Regions from separate parts of the Homo sapiens genome. Here region 2 is linked to region 1. Evidence: read pairs that join two places in POLR2A ChIA-PET (ENCODE). Cell type or tissue: GM12878. All regions are shown on one strand.

The links. ChIA-PET counts read pairs that join two places held together with the same protein. Peaks named below come from ENCODE experiments on the same cell type or tissue, not always from the same donor. Only the 100,000 strongest peaks of a DNase experiment are listed, where the experiment ranks them.
Region 2: POLR2A ChIA-PET joins it to region 1 with 5 read pairs; 2 of 35 experiments call an interaction of 5 or more read pairs at or near these places.

What each region holds. Positions count from the first base shown.
Region 1 is chr15:41,288,711-41,293,710 of GRCh38, forward strand. The region is part of intron 2 of OIP5-AS1 (OIP5 antisense RNA 1); the gene reads left to right. Among named protein-coding and RNA genes, the nearest start is that of OIP5-AS1, 8.5 kb to the left of the region's middle. In GM12878, no CTCF peak of the experiment used is centred here; a DNase peak (open chromatin) is centred at 2,611; H3K27ac peaks cover 1,252 bases.
Region 2 is chr15:41,042,612-41,047,611 of GRCh38, forward strand. It overlaps INO80 (INO80 complex ATPase subunit), which reads right to left. Exons shown (of 36, transcript NM_017553.3): 23 at 4,797-4,890; 24 at 2,293-2,464. Among named protein-coding and RNA genes, the nearest start is that of INO80-AS1, 28 kb to the left of the region's middle. In GM12878, no CTCF peak of the experiment used is centred here; no DNase peak of the experiment used is centred here.

The DNA of each region.
Region 1 (5,000 bases):
CCATTAACACCTACTTATACCTTGATTAATTATATGAAAACCATTCAGTGTACAACTGCTTCAAGGATTGAAACCTTGTATGTAGTCCCAGCTACTCTGGAAACTGAGGTAGTAGGATTGCTTGAGGCCTGAAGTTCAAGGCTGCAGTATGCTGATTGTGCCTGTGAATAGCCACTGCACCCCAGCTTGGGCAGCATCAGAATTATAGAGACAGAAAGTAGAATGATGGTTGCCAGGGGTTGCAGGAAGGGCAGCGAGAGGGAATTACTGTGTAATGTGTACAAGGTTTCAGTTTGGGAAGAAGAAATGAGTCCTGGAGATGGATTACGGTGATGGTTGCACAGCAGTATGAATGTACTTAATACTACTGAATTGTATACTCGAAAGGGTTAATATGGTGAATTTTATGTGTATTTTATCACAATAAAAACATTGAAAAATAAAACAATCTTTGTATGTATATGTATATATGTGTGTGTATATATGATATATATGATTGATATATATATATCAGTAGTAAGAAAGGGAATAAAAACTGATGAGGCAAAATGCCCTTTAGAGTGAAGAAGGCCTTACCACTTGGATTTACAACTTTAAGTCCAAGTAGACAATAATAGAAACTTGACATTGGTATAGCACAATATTTATAGTAATCTAAATATCCATCTGTAGGCTGGGTGTGTTAGCTCACACCTGTAATCCCAGCACTTTGGGAAGCCAAGGCGGGTGGGTTCTTTGAGGTCAGGAGTTAGAGATGAGCCTGGCCAACATGGTGAAACTGTGTCTTTACTAAAAATACAAAAATTAGTCGGGCATAGTGGTAAGTGCCTGTAGTCTCAGCTACTCTGGAGGCTGAGGCAGGAGAATTGCTTGAACCTGGGAGATAGAGGTTGCAGTGAGCTGAGATTGCACCACTGCCTGGGCAACAAAGCAACACTGTCTCAGGGGGAAAAAAAAAAAAAATATATATATATATATATATATATATATATATATATATATATATATATATATATGGTGTAGAGAACTGATGTAAATAAAGTACATCAAAGGTAGTACTTTACTTACAGACTGGTACTTTGTCCTGATATGGAATGATCTCTAAGATACATTAACAGAAAAAGCAAGGTACAGAACAATATATAGTGTGCTTTCATTTGTGGGAAATGTCTCTAGAGATGTTTTGTAGCCATAGAATATTCCTAAAAGGATATGCAAGAAACACTGTTTACCCTATTTTACCTTATCTCGTGCATATATTTATTCAAATAAATAATTTAGAATTTTCAAAGAAAGGAAGCACTGAATAAATATTTGATAAATGACAACTTAAATTTTTGCTCAAGCAACAGTTTTACATCGATATAGTATATCCCTATCTAGGGGGCAGAAATTGAGCACCTAGCCCAGCAAGTTTTTTTGTTGTTGTTTGTTTGTTTTGGTTTTTTGCCCTGGCTGGAGTGAAGTGGCACAATCTCAGCTTGCTGCAACTTCCACCCCCCAGGTTCAAGCTATTCTCCTGCCTCAGCCTCTCTTGTACCTGGGATTATAGGTGTCTGCCACCACACCCAGCTAATTTTTGTATTTTTATTAGAGATGGAGTTTTGCCATGTTGGCCAGGCTGGTCTCCAACTCCTGACCTCAGGTGATCCACCCCCCTCAGCCTCCCAAAGTGCTAGGATTACAGGCTTGGGCCACCGCGCCTGGTAAGTTTTTTTTTTTTTTTAATTATTTATTTTTTTGAGACAGAGTCTCACTCTGTTGCCCAGGCTAGAGTACATTGGTGCTTGCTGCAACCTCCGCCTCCGGGGTTCAAGTGATTCTCCTGCTTCATCCTCCTGAGTAGTTAGGATTACAGGCCTGCCACCACGCCCAGCTAGGAAGGTTTTTTTTTTAATATGACACTTATAAACTTAATTTGATTGATAGTGATAATAGTATTCATTGTGTTTTGTGAAATATATTCTAAATTCCCTATTTACATAGTGAAGTAAAAAAGGTGCACTAACTCCCGGGATACATCATTCTCTCTGTCCTTAGAGGAAGCAAAGTATATTAGTTATTGCTGTATAACAAATAACCCAAAACTCAGTAGATTAAAACAACAACAAATATGTATTACGTCTCTCAAGAATTTGGTAATAGCTTAGCTCTGGGGAGGTTCTGGCTTAGGGTCTCTTAAAAGCTTGAAATCTGGCTAGGCACGGTGGCTCATGCCTGTAATCCCAGCACTTTGGGAGGCCAAGGCAGTCGGATCACGAGGTCAGGAGATCGAGACCATCCTGGCTAACACGGTGAAACCCTGTCTCTACTAAAAACACACACAAATTAGTCGGGTGTGGTGTTGGGCACCTGTAATCCCAGCTACTGGGGAGGCTGAGGCAGGAGAATGGCATGAACCTGGGAGGCGGAGCTTGCAGTGAGCAGAGATGGCACGCTACTGTACTCCAGCCTGGGCAACAGAGCAAGACTCCGTCTCAAAAAAAAAAAAGCTTGAAGTCTGATGGAGTTCTGTGGTGACACATTTACATGGCTGGCACATTCATGCTGTTTAGGGGGAAGTTTCATTTCCTCCCAATGTAGGCCTCTTTCAGGGCTGTCTGAGTACTCTTATACGGTGGCTGGCTTCTCCCTAAACAAGCAATCTAAGAGAATAAGGCAAAAGCCATAGTCTACTCTATGACTTTGCCGCAGAAGTCACTCACTGTCACTTCCTCCTTGTTCTGTTGGTCAGTATTCTGACATCAAGTGGTACATGGCAATACATTTCTTTTTTTTTTTTTTTTGACACGTAGTCTCGCTTTGTTCCCCAGGCTGGAGTGCAGTGGCGCAATCTCACTTGCAAGCTCTGCCTCCTGGGTTCACATCATTCTCCTGCCTCACCCTCCCAGGTAGCTGGGACTACAGGCGTCTGCCACCACGCCCAGCTAATTTTTTGTATTTTTAGTAGAGACAGGGTTTCACGGTGTTAGCTGGGATGGTCTCGACCTCCTGACCTCGTGATCTGCCCGTCTTGGCCTCCCAAAGTGCTGGGATTACAGGCATGAGCCACTGAGCCTGGCCATGGCAATACATTTCTGACACCACCCAAGAATTAGCATAGACCTCACAGGTCAAAGGGCATGGTCCTCAACAAGACTGTCCTCACTTCAGATGCCAGCTGTACTTCGGAGGTACCCCCAGCCACCTGCATTTTCGACCAAGTGGCTACAGATTTGGAGAGTCCCATGACCCTCTTAGAACCAGCTTTTGATTTCGTTGGTTTTCTTATTGTTTTTAGTTCCTTTAAAGTTAGGTTGGTTGATTTGAGGTCTTTTTACTTTTTTTTTGAGACGGAGTTTCACTCTGTTGCTCAGGCCAGAGTGCAGTGGCACAATCTCAGATCACTGCAACCTCTGCCTCCCGGGTTCAAGCAATTCTCCTGCCTCAGCCTCCCGAGTAGCTGGAATTACAGGTATGCGCCACCATGCCCAGATAATTTTTGTATTTTTAGTAGAGGTGGGTTTTCCCCATGTTGATCAGGTTGGTCTCAAACTCCTGACTTCAAGTGATCCAATTGCCTTGGCCTCCCAAAGTGCTGGGATTACAGGTGTGAGACACTGTGCCTGGCCAACTTTTTAGAAACAAGGTCTTGCTCTGTTACCCAGGCTGGAGTTCAGTGGCTTTTCTCAGGTGTGATCATGGCACACTGCAGCCTCGCACTCCTGGCCTCAAGTGATTCTCCCACCTTAGCCTCCTGAGCAGCTGGGACTACAGGCATGTGCCACCACTGCTGGCTGAGGTCTATTTTGATGTGAGCATTTACAGCTATAAATTTCCCTCTTAGCATTGCTTTCACCACATCCCATAAGTTTTTGTTAAGTTTTCATTTGTCTCAAGGTACTTTGTAATTTCCTTTTTGATTTATTTTTTGACTCGTTTAGGAGTGTATTATTTAATTTCCACTGGCTTATTTACTCCAAATTCTAAGGATTTAGAGTATCCTTTCCAGGAACAAAGGGCAGTCAAAGTCTTTATTATACAACAGTCACATAGATTAACCCTGATTCATTGTTGGAGGAGACTGTAAAAAGGCCTGAATACCAGGAGGCAGCAATCACTGGTGGCTATTTTGGAGGCTGGATAGCACAGAAAATCATTGGCTCACAAGCTAGCTTACCTAAGGTGTCCACATAAATTTTTTTTTTTTTCTTCTTTTTTTGAGACAGAGTTTCGCTCTTGTTGCCCAGGCTGGAGTGCAATGGCACAATCTTGGCTCACTGCAACCTCCGCCTCCCGGGTTCAAGCGATTCTCCTGCTTCAGCCTCCCGAGTAGCTGGGATTGCAGGCATGCACCACCACGCCCGGCTAATTTTGTATTTTTAGTAGAGATGGGGGTTTCTCCATGTTGGTCAGGCTGGTCTCGAACTCCTGACCTCAGGTGATCCACCCGCCTTGGCCTCCTAAAGTGCTGGGATTACAGGCGTGAGCCACCGTGCCCGGCCTGTTCTCCTTTTCGATCCTCCCAATAAGTCAGGTTTTTTAGTAGAAAGTTACTTTGTATAATCAGCACCAGTAAGCAAGTAAGTAACTTCAGCCACTTGAAAGTACCTAATGTGAGGCCAACTTTAGGGGAAATTTATTTGTAAGTTTTGTGTATCCGTTGTATAGTTGCAGTTGATAAATCCAGAAAACTAGATTTTCAGCAGCTGGTTGTGGTAGCTCACGCCTGTAACCCCACCACTTTGGGAGGCCGAGGTGGGTGAATCACGAGGTCAGGAGTTCGAGACCAGCCTGGTCAACATGGTGAAACCCTATCGCTACTAAAAATACAAAAAAAAGGTCAGGAGTTTGAGACCAGCCTGGTCAACATCCTGAAACCCTATCTCTACTAAAAATACAAAAAAAATTAAAAATAAAAAAAATTAGCATAGTGGCAGGCACCTGTAATCCCAGCTACTCGGGAGGCTGAGGCAGGAGAATCGCTTGAACCTGGGAGGCAGAGGTTGCAGTGAGTCGAG
Region 2 (5,000 bases), 250 kb before region 1:
TACAGGCGTGTGCCACCACACCCAGCTAATTTTTGTATTTTTAGTAGATGTGGGGTTTCACTACGTTGGCCAGGCTGGTCTTGAACTCCTGACCTCAAGGGATCCGCCTGCCTCGGACTCAAAAAGTGCTGGGATTACAGGTGTGAGCCACCACGCCCGGCTGACAGTCTTATCATTAATTATGAGAACCATAAGCTCTAGCAAAATACACTACTTGGTTGGTATTTCAATATACATACATATGTTGGAGATAAGGATGATGAGATTGAAAGCAGAACAGTGTCTCCACACATATATAAGCTTTCAGCTCCCCGTGGCCCAATAGCTCATTAATTCAGTGTATACTCTAAACCACTACAAGAGCAAATTAAAATGAGTAAATATAAGTGAATCTTTCAACTGCGTAAACATATTTTATGACCAGTTTCCCATAAAGCATACTACCCACATCTGCATTTCTCAGACGGTTCTAACTGATATAAGGACCTCACTAAGCAGACGCTCTGGAACATACTACAATATTTTCAGAAAACAGAGAAGAATACAAATGAGTGATGCATATCTCTAGCGTTAAGAAAAATGCAGGTGTCCATATAACAGGGAACAACAATGTCTTGGAAGAATGGTGCTTTTTGTATAAAAAGCAGAACTGATAAAAATGTATTACAGTAGTAACATATATTACCAAATTTAGGGGTTGAGAGAAGGAATTAATCTTTACAGAAGATTAAGCAACTCTTCAGACATACCAGTGTTCCCAGTAGACATACTAGGAATATTTCACCAGCAGGAAATCACCCTGCCACCACTGACAGCATTACTCCAAACAGGCTGGAATCCAATTACATTAATTTGCATTACTGATTCCCTCTCCAAAGTCCAAAAATTACATGAAGCAATGCTTAAGAAACCAACTGGGAAAACAGAAGAGAAGGAAATCATGTGAGCTTTTCAGTGTACAGGGGGCAAATACTGAATGAGCTAGCCAAAGAATGTCCTTCATTCTACAACAGTAACTGTAAAACTACCCCATAACATTTTCTATAGGATACAAGGAAAATGACCTAGTTTCTAAACTTCAATCTAGCTGAAGGACTATAACAAAGAACTGTCACTCCTCTTCTCAAAACTCTCTAGCATTACTCATTTCACTCAGAATAAATTCCAAACCCTCAGCAATTCTTATGAGGTTCCATATGACCTGGACCTACATCTATAACTTCAGTTCCTGTCACCTTCTTTCACCTTCTTTGTCACCTACTATTCTGTAAGGGCCAAGAATTATATGAAACTGTACACAACATCATTACTTTTCATGGAAATATAATTCAAGATCACGAGATGCCACTACACATTCACAAAAATAATTAAAACTGTAAGGAATGATTATTCATAAGGAGTCACACAACAAAACAAAACAAAACAGACTGCCATTCCCAGGTGTAGTGGAGGATGCTGAATAATAGCAAATCTCACATACCGTAGGTGCAAATGTAAATTTATAAAACTATTTTAGAAAAACGTTTGGCAAAAGCTACTAACTCTAAACAGGGTTATACTTGACAGTGTAGCAATTCCATTCCTGGATATAAACACCAAAGAAAGGAGTGTTTGCATTCATCAAATAACATGTAGACAAATGTGCATAGGGGTTTTATTCATAATAGCCTAGAACTGGAAACAAACAAAATATCTACCACAGTAGAACAGATTAATAAATTGTGGTCCATTCAGACAATGTAATACTTCATAGCCATAAAAAAAGAATGCTATATATGACATGGACAAATCTCATAAACAATACTGAGTGAAAAATCCCAGTTACAAAAGAGTACATACAAGATAATTCCATTTATATAAAGTTCACAAACAGGCAAAAATAATCTACGGTGACAGAAGTAGAATATGGCAATTACCTTTAATTGTTGGTTTGTCTTTTTCTAAACTAGAGCTACTAAACGGAAAGGAGCATGAGGGAGCTGGAAGTATTCTATATATTGATCTAGGTGGTTGTTACACAAGTGTATACACATATATAAATTCACAGAGCTGTACACTTAAGATCTGTGTACTTCACAGTATTGTAAAAAAAACATTTTGAAAATATAAATACACTCAAAAATATATATACAAAGTGTAAATTAAGTTAGAACTCAATATGCTGCACCGCCCACTCCTCTGGGAACTTTTTGGTTCTCTCAGGCCTTCATTTACTTTACTATTATTTTTACTTATTCAAGGAAAAGGAAAGAAGATACTAAGTAGGTAATTTATGCTCAAATAATTGCTTACCTTTAACAAAGGGCAGCTGCAAAGGTTTGGAAAGGAGAGTGGAAAATTAACCCCAAGAAGGAAATCCTTGTTCCTCAGGTATCTCTGGTGGCTCTCCCCTTCTGGCGCTCCCCAGGAGCGTAGCTGATGGAGCCTGTAGGAGGCTTTCAGAGACAGGAAAAGAGCTAACCATCTGAAACAAACCACAGCAGACACGCTTATTCAGTGCTCCATGGAGGTTTGAGGGTCGTTCATAGCAGCAAGGATTGTCTCTCATTAACATAACTCTTTTGTAAATCTTTATCATTTTAGAAACAGTTCTTTCCTACTTTCCTACTTTCAGATACATTATTTCGCATTACATGGTTTGCTACTATGAAAACTAAAATCCTCCGCAAAGCTCCTATCAGTATTTAAAAAAATTTGCCAGGCGCAGTGGCTCACGCCTGTAATTTCAACACTTTGGGAGGCCGAGGCAGGTGGAACATCTGAGGTCAGGAGTTTGAGACCAGGCTGACCTAGATGGCAAAATACAGTCTCTACTAAAACTACAAAAGGGCGTGGTGTCAGGCACCTGTAATACCAGCTACTTGGGAGGCTGACGCATGAGAATCGCTTGAACCTGGGAGATGGAGATTGCAGTGAGCCGAGATTGCCCCATTGTACTCCAGCCTGGGCGACAGAGCGAGACTCTGTCTCAAAAAAAAAAAAAAAAAAAAATTCACCTTGGCCGGGCACAGTGGCTCACACCTTTAATCCCAGCACTTTGGGAGAATGAGACAGGCAGATCAATTGAGGCCAGGAGTTCGGGAACAGCCTGGCCAAAATGGTGAAACCTCACCTCTACAAAAAAAAAAGAATACAAAAAATTAGCCAGGCGTGGTTGTGCACGCCTGTAATCCCAGCTACTTGGGAGGCTGAGGCAGGAGAATAACTTGAACCCAGGAAGCGGAGGTTGCAGTGAGCCAAAATCGAGCCACTGCACTCCAACCTAGGCGACCGAGTGAGACTTCATCTCGGGAAAAAAAAAAAATTCCTTCATATTAAGGAGATAACCATTTCTGATTACATAAATCAAAAGTAATAAAATCAGTGAGAACCATTATACCAGAGAACAGAGAATTAAACTTCCCAGAACACTTGAGGCAGGCTATGCTGCAATCACTAACTAAATGAATCACCAGCCTCCGTTTGCCCTGTAGAAACAAGTAAACAAGACTTACTAGAAATTATGGGAGAAAAGCCTAAACAGTTTATATTTAAGGGGTGTGTGTGTGTCTGTGTGTGTGTGTGTCTGTGTGTGTCTCTGTGTGCGTATACATACATATATATATATATATATATATATATATATATATATATATATATATATATTCTTGTTCTGTTGCCCGGGCTGGGGTACAATGGCATGATCTAGGCTCACTGCAACCTCCACCTCCTGGGTTCCAGTGATTCTCCCACCTCGGCCTCCTGAGTAGCTGAAACAGGCGCGTGGCACCATGCCTGGCTAATTTTTGTGTTTTTATTACAGACGGGGTTTCAGCATGTTGGCCAGGCTGCTCTCAAACTCCTGACCTCAGGTGACCCACCTGCCTCGGCCTCCCAAAGTGCTGGATTACAGGCATGAGCCACTGCGCCTGGCCTATTTAAGATATATTATGAAGCATCATACAATTACTAAATGAGCAAAAGAAAGGTACAATTCACTTATGAATAACAAATTACAGTCTTTTTGTTTGTTTTGTTCTGTTTTGAGACCGAGTCTCATTCTGTTGTCCAGGTGGGAGCGCAGTGGAGCGATCTTGACTCACTGCAACCTCCACCTCCTGGGTTCAAGCAATTCTCCTGCCTCGGCCTCCCGAGTAGCTGGGACTACAGTGGTGTACCACCACACCCAGCTAATTTTTGTATTTTTGGTAGAAATGGGGTTTCACCATGTTAGCCAGGCTGGTCTTGAACTCCTGACCTTAAGTGATCCACCCACCTTGGCCTCCCAAAGTGCTGGGATTACAAGTGTGAGCCACTGCGCCTGGGCCTGGTCAACAAACTGTACTATTTTTTTTTTTTTTCTTGAGACGGAGTTTTGAACTTGTTGCCTCAATTGATCCAGGCTGGCCTCAACTGATCCAGGCTGGAGTGCAATGGCATGATCTCAGCTCACGGCAACCTCCACTTCCCAGGTTCAAGCAATTCTCCTGCCTCAGCCTCCCAAGTAGCTGGAATTACAGGCATGCACCACCATGTCCGGCTACTTTTGTATTTTTTAGAGATGGGGTTTCTCCATGTTGGTCAGGCTGGTCTTGAACTGCCGACCTCAGGTGATCCACCCGCCTCGGCCTCCCAAAGTGTTGGGATTACAGGCATGAGTCACCGTGCCCAGCCTACAAACTTTATTCTTAACAAAAGAAAATTAATGACAAGTTCTCTAAGATGATATCATATTAAATATTTAATTCCACAGTATTCAATATCTATCCCATTTATTCCTAACTGGCCTCTTATCAAGCAATAAGCAAACCTCTCACCTGGCCAAAAGTCCCTGAAGCATAAGGTTTGCCATTTCTGCTGGAGATATATCAATAAAGCGAAGGAAAGAGAAACAGCTTTCTTCATTAATACCTGAAATATAAAAGACAATTTGAAACCCAACAGCAAACCAAGAGACGATGCTCAGTTAAAGCCTGCTCAACTGCTGAGTTTTGACTTAAGAACAAAAACACTATTCTAAA